Linked DNA regions of Homo sapiens: region 2 is linked to region 1. Evidence: read pairs that join two places in POLR2A ChIA-PET (ENCODE). Cell type or tissue: Panc1. All regions are shown on one strand.

Region 1 (5,000 bases):
AAGAGTTTAAGGGGCAGGGAAGCCCTGGAGTTGAAGTAAATTCAACAGCATCAAGTTTTGTGTTTGGCCCTCAATAAACTAGTCTCTCTGTACCCCTGGCAGGGGGTGGGAGGAGTCCTGGGGGAGCTCCCTTCCAAATCTTACAGGGTGGTCTGTTTCTTCTTTGGATAATAATGATGTAATGGCTAGTCTCTTGAGAACTTGCTGTGTTCCATACATTGTACTAAGCATTTATTTGGATTATCTCATTAAATCTTCACAATCACTTTATTTAACAGATGGAGAAATTAAGGCACATGGAACCTAAGTGTTCAAGGTCATGGAGCCAGTAAGTGTTAGAGCCAAGTCGTTTGGCTCCAGAGCCTGTGTTCTTAACTACTACTTTGTAGTGTCTTTCTTACATATTAGTTGGGCCTGTGTATTGCTAGTTGAATTCCTCTTCCCAGTGGCAGGCCTTCACGTGTTTGACCATGGTTTTCATGTTCTCCAAACCTCAGTTCTCTAGATTTGTACTTTGGTAGGTCATCATTTTCCACAGATCCTACCTCTTTAGGTCAGAAAATCTTGCCAGTTTATAAAGATTCTCTGGGACTAACTCCCACAAAGCAAGGTCACAAGAGATCAATGTACAAATGAAGCAGTTCAGTGAGTTTTGTCTACCATTCTCCATAAGTACATGGGAGACAACTGATGATTGGAAGGTTTGGTGTTCACCTCATGGAGCTGTGATATCTCACTCACCACACAGATCTGCTCTTCTGAGGGACCATCTTGCCAATTTCCAGAGAGTTGCAGGGATATTAAATTTTTGCACATTAAGCTTCCTCTTTCCAAGCTGCACATGGGCCCTGCTACCGTTTGTGAACAGTCTTCTAGAGTGATATAGGTTCTAGCTTTCTTAGTTAAGATCGTATTTTCTGATACCACTCCCTTGTCACTTTGCCTGAAATGAGAAACTCCCAACCTCAACTGCTTTTCTAGTCTCTTCCAATGAATGCCTTCCAAAGGGCTGGTGTCCTCCAGGGTGTATTAGTTGTTACTAATTTCATCCTCCAAGGCTGATCTGATTTTCAAGATCTGTAGAGAGACCTTAGTATATTGCCTTGCCTGTACCAAATACAGTCATTATGGCACAGGAAAATCTCAAATACCTTATTGGAAACCCAGGACAAATATTTATTTGACCTTAATGAAATGAAAAAGACATTGGATGCATACATTTAAAGAAAACCCAAAACTTTGGAATCTTTACCAAGGAGGGTATCTTTTGAAAAGGACAGGCTGGAACAAGAACTTGATAAAATAGAAGTAAAGGTTGACACTTTTTTTTTTTTTTTTTTGAGATCTATATCACTCTGTCACCCAGGCTGGAGTGTAGTGGCATGATCTTGGCTCACTGAAACCTCGGCCTCCTGGGTACAAGTGATTCTCATGCCTCAGCCTCCTGAGTAGCTGGCACTATAGGCATATGCCACCATGCCCAGCTAATTTTTGTATTTTTAGTAGAGACAGGGTTTTACCATGTTGGCTAGCTGGTCCTGACCTCCTGGCCTCAAGTGATCCACCCGACTTGGCCTCCCAAAGTGAAAGTCGGCATTACTAGCCCTGTTCAGCACATGAGACAGGGCACTGGATGGTGTCTACCTAATGATTTTCAACCCAGGGGCCCTTGGCCCAAGCGTATCACTGGTATAAAGGGCCTCTGCCAGCTAATGTGAGGGTGAGTGTGGCTGTTGTGTCCATGAGAGAACTCCTGGGAGTTCTACACTCAGCAAACGTTTGTTGTTGGACTATGAAGGCGGACACAGATTTTATACGAATTTGTAATGCTAACATCTAGCATAAGAATTGGCAACCATAGAAAATATTACGTGTATATATATGTTTATAGTCTCAAAAAAAAAAAAAACAAATTAAAAAAACCCCAGGCTGCCCTGTCTCTCTCTATCTCTCTCTCTATATATATATACGCCTTTACATACACACACACACACAGACACACACACACACAGACACACACACACACACATATACATATCTCTTAAATGAGATTCTATTTTTGTGAAGTGTTCAGAATAGACAATCCATAGAAACATAAAAACAGATTCATGGTCACCAGGGACTTGGGGGGTTGGGGGGTTGTGGGAGGGAAATAGGGAGAGACTACTAATGGGTACTGGGCTTCTTTTTGGGATAATGAGAATGTTCTGGAGCCAGGTGTGGTGCCTCACATCTGTAATCCCAGTACTTTGAGAGGCTGAGGCAGGCAGATTACCCTGAGGTCAGGCATTCAAGACCAGCCTGGCCAACACAGTGAAACCCTGTCTGTACTAAAAATACAAAAACTAGCTGGGCATGGTGGCACATGCCTGTAATCCCAGCTACTTGGGAGGCTGAGGCAGGAGAATCACTTGAACCCAGGAGGTGGAGGTTGCAGTGAGCCATGATCACGCCACTACACCCCAGTCTGGGCGACAGAGCGAGAACCTGTCTCAAAAAAAAAAAAAAAAAAAAAAAAGGAAATGTTCTGGAATTAGATAGTGGTGATGGTTTACACAGCTGTGAACATATTAAAAGCCATTGAACTGTTAAATTGGTGAATTCATGCTACGTGAATTATATCTCAATAAAGCTGTTACTTTAAAAATGAACAAGAAAGTAAAACCCATAAAAAGGTCCTCTAGGCACTTCAGCAAACAGCGTGGTAGGGAAAAGACCAAGGAGTTCTTAGCCCTGGAGGAATGGAAAACCAGTTAACATGGTTTATTCACCCAGGCCTGAGATCCATAATGAAGGCCATTTTTAAAGTTGAGTCACCACAGGCTTGAAGACTGGTTAGGATTGGGGAACTGAGGGTTAGAGAGTAAAGTAGAAGGGATGGCACTTTTCTTGATAGGAGATAATTATTGCAGATATTAGTGTTAAGACCTATTCTTTTTAGTATTTTTTTAAACACAAAGTAACACCTCCATGTTACCAGCAATATTTCACATTTCACCAGTGTTCACTAAGCACCTATTGTGTGCCAGTTCCTATCTGCTGGAAGTGCACGATTCCGTGGGCTGTAGCGAGCACAGTAGCAGTCCATTGGGCCCAATTACTGCTGACCTGAGCAATCTGTTAAAACCCGGAAAGGGTATTGGAAGCAGACAGTCCTTCCTTTCTTACCAAGCCTGGAGAATCTACAGCTCTGTCCACCACGCCTTTAGAGAGGCACACCCAAATTGGAAGATTGTACAGTAAAAAGAGGGAATGTCCAGTTCAATGTTGAGGGGGCTGAGAGTTCTCTGGGTTCCCCAGGTGGAGAACAGACGGGGGGCGTGGGCCTTGCCATGTGGTCTGAGCACTGAATGTCCTGAAAGTGTGGAAAGGCCTGTCCCCAAGCTTTAGTAACTTTTTTTCCACCTAGAAGCAAGCCAAGTAGTTTCAGAGTAATTCTCAGGGTAATCCAGAGCCATCTTCATGAAAGATAATACTAGAAAACTCAGAGGGATAAAAGGATATGCTTGCTAAGAAGATTATTTCCCGCCGTGGCTGTCCCTGCAAGCCAACAATAGCACACCCTTCGTCAGGATGTAACGAGTGAGAGAGAACAGCTAGAAAAGGGTGGAGAAGTAGGCGGGAGGAAGCTATTTAAAAGACCCTAAAGTGCTGCAGCTGTTTTGGCTAATTTTTCTCATCTCAGTGATGTTCCAAGCTCTTTGTCTTCTATGTGGGGCGACATCATTTAGCTCTCTTATGAGTCATCCTTCCCACAAATAATCTCTCTTGGAGTAGCCCTTATGAAAACAGACAATTCACATTGCATTGTGTGAATTGGCAATTGTGTGTCCCTTCCCTGGGTGGGCCATCCTGCGTCTGCCTGCATCCACACATGTAGGACTTCTAAGGCCTGAGCAAACCCTCAGTGATGGGGGAGTGCAAGGGGTGGGGGGGACATCTGGAGCCTGAAGCAGGCATGGAAAGCCACCAACAGTGTGCCCTGGTCAGCTGACTGCTCCATCTTAAAGGTTTCTGGATACCGTAGTTGTTACCTTTCCTCACAAGGGTTTTATGAGAATTATCTAGGAAAAAGCAGACATCAGAGGAAATTCCGTGTAAATAAATGTGACTGCCACTTCAAACCTCAATCTTGCTAAACTGAGCTTTTCTTTTTAGATAGTCTTTTCTTCTGTCTGGCTAGCAGGTCTGACCAGCATTTTAATTAAGGCTTCCCTAGAGAGACACTGAGCTCTTTAAGATAGAAACTAGACTGGGTATCTGCTGGTTTTTCTGCCTAGGAAAATGTACTCTAATGGGTACCTTGATTTTTACCCAGAGAAGCCCAGGGTCTCACTCTCATCCCATGTTTTTCTGGTGGAGTTGACTCCGCCCTTGGCCCATGGTTGGGGCAAGGTAGTTGGGACCCCAGGCAATCAGCACATCGTGTTTCCCTGGCCAAAATGCTTGGGTCAGAAATGGGCACATGACCCAATCTTAACCAATGAGGTATGATGAAACTTTGGCTAAGAGGCTGCGATTAGAATTTGGAATTTGACGGCATGAGTCTGGGCTGGGGCAGCCTTCTAGTGATTGTGAGTGGAGAGCCAGTTTGAGTATGGAGACCACACATGGAAGAGAGCTGAGCCTGGCTGGGCTGAGAGAGCAAGAGGATGGTCATGGTATTGTTCTCTAAGCCCAGAACCAGGCTTCCCTGAAGGTACCATTATCCCGGTCTTTCTGGGCATATGAGGCCACATTTCCCTTTTAGCTTGAGTAAATAAAGGTTGAGATTTCTGTCCCTTGCAACCACAAGTTCTGACTTGTTCAGGGGCAGCGTTTCAATCTACCTAACATCTAGCAGAATGCCTGGCAGGTAGAAGGAAGCTCAGTGTGTGTTTACTGAATAGATTCTCATTGAGTTAAACAGATGTTCATCAAATGCTAATGAGGTTAATGGCTACCATATTGGATGATACAGATATAGAACACTTCCATCATTACAGAAAGGTCTATAGGAT
Region 2 (5,000 bases), 370 kb after region 1:
GCAACCTCCGAATCCTGGGGTCAAGCTAGTCTCCTGCCTCAGCTTCCCAAGTAACTGGGATTACAGGTGCACACCACCACATCCAACTAATTTTTTGTATTTTCAATAGAGACAGGGTTTCACCATGTTGGCCAGACTGGTCTGGAACCCCTGACCTCAAGTGATCTACCAGCCTTGGCCTCCCAAAGTGTTGGGATTACAGGCGTGAGCCACTGCGCCCGGCCTATCCATTGTATTTTAAAAATTCTTTATATATTCTGGATACTAGTCCCTTATCAGATGCATGATTTGTAAATATTTTTTTTTTAGACAGAGTCTCACTCTGTCACCCAGGCTAGAGTGCAGTGGCATGATCTCAGCTCACTGCAACCTCTGCTTCCTGGGTTCAAGCTATTCTCCTGCCTCAGCCTCCCTAGTAGCTGGGACTACAGGTGTGTGCCACCATGCCTGGCTAATTTTTTTTTTTTTTTTTTTTTTGTGACAAAGTCTCGCTCTGTTGTCAGGCTGGAGTGCAGTGGCACCATCTCAGCTCACTGCAACCTTCGCCCGCCCGGCTAATTTCTGTATTTTTAGTAGAGATGGGGTTTCATCATGTTGGCCAGGTTGGTCTCGAACTCCTGACCTTGAGTGATCCATCCGCCTCCACCTCCCAAAGTGCTGGGATTACAGGCGTAAGCCACCATGCCTGGCCTTCCTTTTGTATACATTAGAAAATACAAAAGTAGGAAGTAATAGGGAGGACTCAGGTTCACTATATTGGTTCAGGAAGGAAGCAGTATAATCCACTCATCAAATATTTACTGAGCACCTAGTACATGTCACATACTATTGGAAGCATCCAAACAGAAGGAGCAAAACAAGACAACAATTCCTTCCCTCCACATCCTCAGTGGTGGAACAAAGACCAAAGATCAGCCAGCCAACCAACAATAAGATACAGTGTAGCCGACTGTGGAAAGTGCTATGGGGAAAACACAAACAGGGAAAGACATAGGGAGTGGTGGAGTTGCAGTAGCAGTCAGGGAAGGCCTCCATGATAAGCCAGAACTGAGGCCCACTGGGGTGGGTGTGGGGAGGGGAGGTGTGACCCAGTGGGTCCTGGGGAAGGAGTGACCTAAGTGTGAACCAGGAGTGACGCCCACCACCAAAGACCTTTCATAGAACAGTGAAGTGTTAAGAGCAAGCATTCCAGGAAGAAGACTGCCTGGGTTCAAATGCTAGCTCGGCATTTACAAGCTATGTGACCCAGGGCAAGCCACTTAACTTATCTGGGCATCAGTATCCTCAAATGAAAAAGGGGAGCAATAACTAGTTTGTACATTTCAGGGACTGAATGAATGTTACAATACCTGACACACAGTACTAGTCTAAAAAGTTTGGGTATTGTTCATGCTTTCTATCCCTTCAGGAGTGCTGCGTTCTCAGAAATTAGCAAATGACTACTGAGTAACCTGAGTTCCGGCTGAGGCACAGAGAAGCAGGCTTCCAAAGTCCTGAGGCAGTCAGCTCCCATATGCTGATACAACCACACTGCTTGTAAGGTTTCAGATGGCTTCATCACCACAGAATAAATCTTACTAGCTTCCACTCCAGAGAAAACGTTTCTTTACTGGCTTCTACCAGAATCCAGAATCCACACTTTAGAGAGCTGGCACTGAATGCTAATTTTTTTCCCCAAGAATCACTCAACTGGCAACTTCCTCACTGCTTCGTCTTATTCCTAGAAGTAGCTGAGGCTGTGTTCAGACAATCTGGCAATTAAAGAAACCCATTCTCTCTCTCATAGGAGAGTGCCCGAAAGTGTTTTTCATTCCATGAGGACCTTAACCGGCCAGATGAAATGGGGCTGTCATGTTTCAATCCATCTGATCTAAGTACTCAGCTAATTTTTTTTTTTTTTAATTTAAGAAACAGGGTCTGGCTCTGTTGCCCAGGCTGGAGTGCAGTGGTGTGATCATAGTTCACTGCAGCCTGGAAGTTGGGATTACAGGTGTGAGCCACAGCACCCTGCAAATTTTGACAGGCATTGTTTGTCAATATGTAACAAGTTTTATAATTTTTATAGCTGACAACATAATTCCACTTTGGAGAACACATCCAAGGAAGTCAGTGCCTCCTTTGCCCCTTTCCCAACGAAAGTAATCTGTACAAAGTGATTCACAGCAGTGTTGCTAATAAAACAGTGAGAAATGGAGCTAATATAAGTGTCCATCAATCACTGGATGATTGAGCAAATAACAGTTTCTCAACCTGAGGAAAACCCATCTGACCAACAATAATACATAAAAATAATAATAACAGCAATCATTTTCTGAACACTGACTATTAATGAGATAAGATGCTGGAGGCAGCCAGGCGCAGTGGCCCACACCTATAATCCCAGCACTCGGGGAGGCCGAGGCGGGAGGATCGTTTGAGCTCAGGAATTCGAGACCAGCAGAAGCACACAGCGAGCCCCTGTCGCTACACAAACGAAATTAGCCAGCCGTGGTGGCGTGTGCCTGTGGTCCCAGCTACTTGGGAGTCTGAGGTGGGAGGGTTGCTTGGGCCCGGGAGGTCGAGGCTGCAGTGAGCTATGATCTCACCACTGCACTCTAGCTTGGGCGACAGAGTGAGACCTTGTCTCTCAAAAAAAAAAAAAAAAAAAAAAAGATGTTGGAAGCTATTATACGTATTATCTCATTGATAATTTCTTTGTGAGATAGTTATTTGTTTTACAAATAAGAAAACTGGGGGCTCAGAAAGGTTCAAGCTTGTGTTTCAGGAAATAAAATAATGAAAAACAAATAAAACAAAAAAGAAAGGTTCAAGATACCTTTAGAAAGCTGGTATTCAAACTAGTCCACCATGTACCAGATGAGTGACCTTAGACAGGGAACCATTCTGGGCCTCAGTTTTCTCATCTGTAAAATGGGGCAATGATACAGCACCCAAATCAAAAGGTTAATGTGAGGATTAAACTAGTTACCAAATTTAAAGTATTGAGAGTAGTCCTTGGCACCCAATAATAAAGGCTATTTTCCCTGCCATTAAGCCACAGACTTCAGTCACATCAGTCTACTGCTTTCCTCCTAAACACATCATGTTCTTTCACATCCTTCTTGCCTTTTTCACACGTGTTGTTTTTCAAGTCTACCACTGACTCACTGTGACTGCATGTTATTAATGTGAAGCTCCTTAGAGCAGAAATTCCATCTGCAGTTCTTCAGGGTATGGAATGCTAATTTGCTTGATAAATATTAAACCAAGGACCATTGCCTAAAATTAGTCATTTTAATAGTTGTACTGACATAACAAAGTTCAAGGTGACTCTTTAAAATGCATTTGGTGCTCCTTTCCTGTTCATTTAAATGCTGACTTCTAAGAAAAACTAGAGTTAGAAAGCTTTCTTTCTTTCTTTTCTTTTCTTTTTTTTTTTTTGAGACACAAGACAGTCTCACTGTGTCATCCAGGCTGGAGTGCACTGGCATGATCTTGGCTCACTGCAACCTCCACCTCGCCGGTTCAAGTGATTCTCCTGCCTCAACCTCGCAAGTAGCTGGGATTACAGGCATGCACCACCACGCCTGACTAATTTTTGTATTTTAGTAGAGATGGAGTTTTGCCATGTTGGCCAGGCTGGTCTTGAACTCCTGACCTCAAGTGATCTGCCTGCCTTGGCCTCTCAAATTGCTGGGATTACAGGGCCACCACAGCTGGCTGGGTTAGAAAGCTGTCTTAAAACAGAAAAGAGGAAAAAAAAAAAAAAAAAAAGGAGGGGGGTGGAGGAAAAATAATAAAAATAAAAAATAAAAAAAGATAAAGCTTTCTCCTTCCCAGTTTGCAGCCTCTCATCCTCCACCTACTCTCTTCTCACCCATAATTTATAATAATACTGACCTCAGGGCAGTCAAAGTAATCCTAAAATACTATATAAAATGTAAAGGATTGTTATTGCTACAAATAATACCAATCTCGCCTCTGCCTAAGTAATTACTGGCAGGAACTTGTCCAACAACATGGACAGACATGGTTTTTCTGTTCCTTCTCCTGCCCACTCCCAGGAAAAATACTGAACTTCACAGATTAGGGACCATATATAATCTCACAACTGGAAAAAGATGGACAATGCAAAGTTATAAATAAAAATGAGATTAGTAGACAATATGAATTTTGGCATATTCTCAGGGCTTCGGAGATTTGGGTGGTTTGCCAAGGGATAGAAACCAATCAATTCTACAACACTGGGTTCTCAGAAGCCTACAAAAGTCAGGAGGAAAATGTGCCTTTCAACACTTTGCCTGGGGTAGGTCTCATACCTATGAAAGAGATCTACCTACAGAGCCTATGTCATTTTCTACCTTCATTACTCTCTTCTTGTTCCAGCAAAAATCAGCTAAACTTGGTAGCAGCTTGAAGGCTAAATTAAAAGTCTTCAAAGAGGTGAAAGCAGCTATGTCATTTGGTAAATTTCCTTAGTAATATTCAGAATTTAGAAGGAACTCCCAGAATCCATCCAATGCTACGAAGATGTTGACTAGAAGGGAAGAAATGGAGGACTGGTAGTGGTAGGGGCAGAGTAGAGATCAGTCCTGCATCTTCTCCCACCAAGTCAGCTTTCATAAAAGGCTTCCGTTCCATCATTTTTCACAGGGGAGTATGGAAAGGTAATCACTCTAATAAAGTGACTTCCTTTGCTCACACAGTGTGCATGTGACCTGCTCATTCCAGCACAGGGCCACGCCACTCTTTGCCCCTATGTCTTTTGTTGGAAGGCAGGGAGGCTGCCAGGTGAAGCTGGAAGCACCCAGAGACCAAGGTTGCTTCAACGCCTTTCTCTACAGTGTTGCAAATACAGCCGTAGTCATGGTAGATGAATTTTGGGAAGATGGAAGAACAAAACCTCTAAGGTCTCTTACAGCATTAAATTTCCATGAAATCTTACCTGTCTGTACTGGGATTTGGAGGCTAAGTAAACTGCTTTTCCAATGTTCTGAGCATAAAGTTCTTTGACTCATACT

The links. Peaks named below come from ENCODE experiments on the same cell type or tissue, not always from the same donor. Only the 100,000 strongest peaks of a DNase experiment are listed, where the experiment ranks them.
Region 2: POLR2A ChIA-PET joins it to region 1 with 6 read pairs; 2 of 35 experiments call an interaction of 5 or more read pairs at or near these places.

Annotation. Positions count from the first base shown.
Region 1 is chr3:11,449,891-11,454,890 of GRCh38, forward strand. The region is part of intron 20 of ATG7 (autophagy related 7); the gene reads left to right. Among named protein-coding and RNA genes, the nearest start is that of ATG7, 180 kb to the left of the region's middle. In Panc1, no CTCF peak of the experiment used is centred here; no DNase peak of the experiment used is centred here; H3K27ac peaks cover 1,116 bases.
Region 2 is chr3:11,823,903-11,828,902 of GRCh38, forward strand. The region is part of intron 4 of TAMM41 (TAM41 mitochondrial translocator assembly and maintenance homolog); the gene reads right to left. Among named protein-coding and RNA genes, the nearest start is that of TAMM41, 20 kb to the right of the region's middle. In Panc1, no CTCF peak of the experiment used is centred here; no DNase peak of the experiment used is centred here.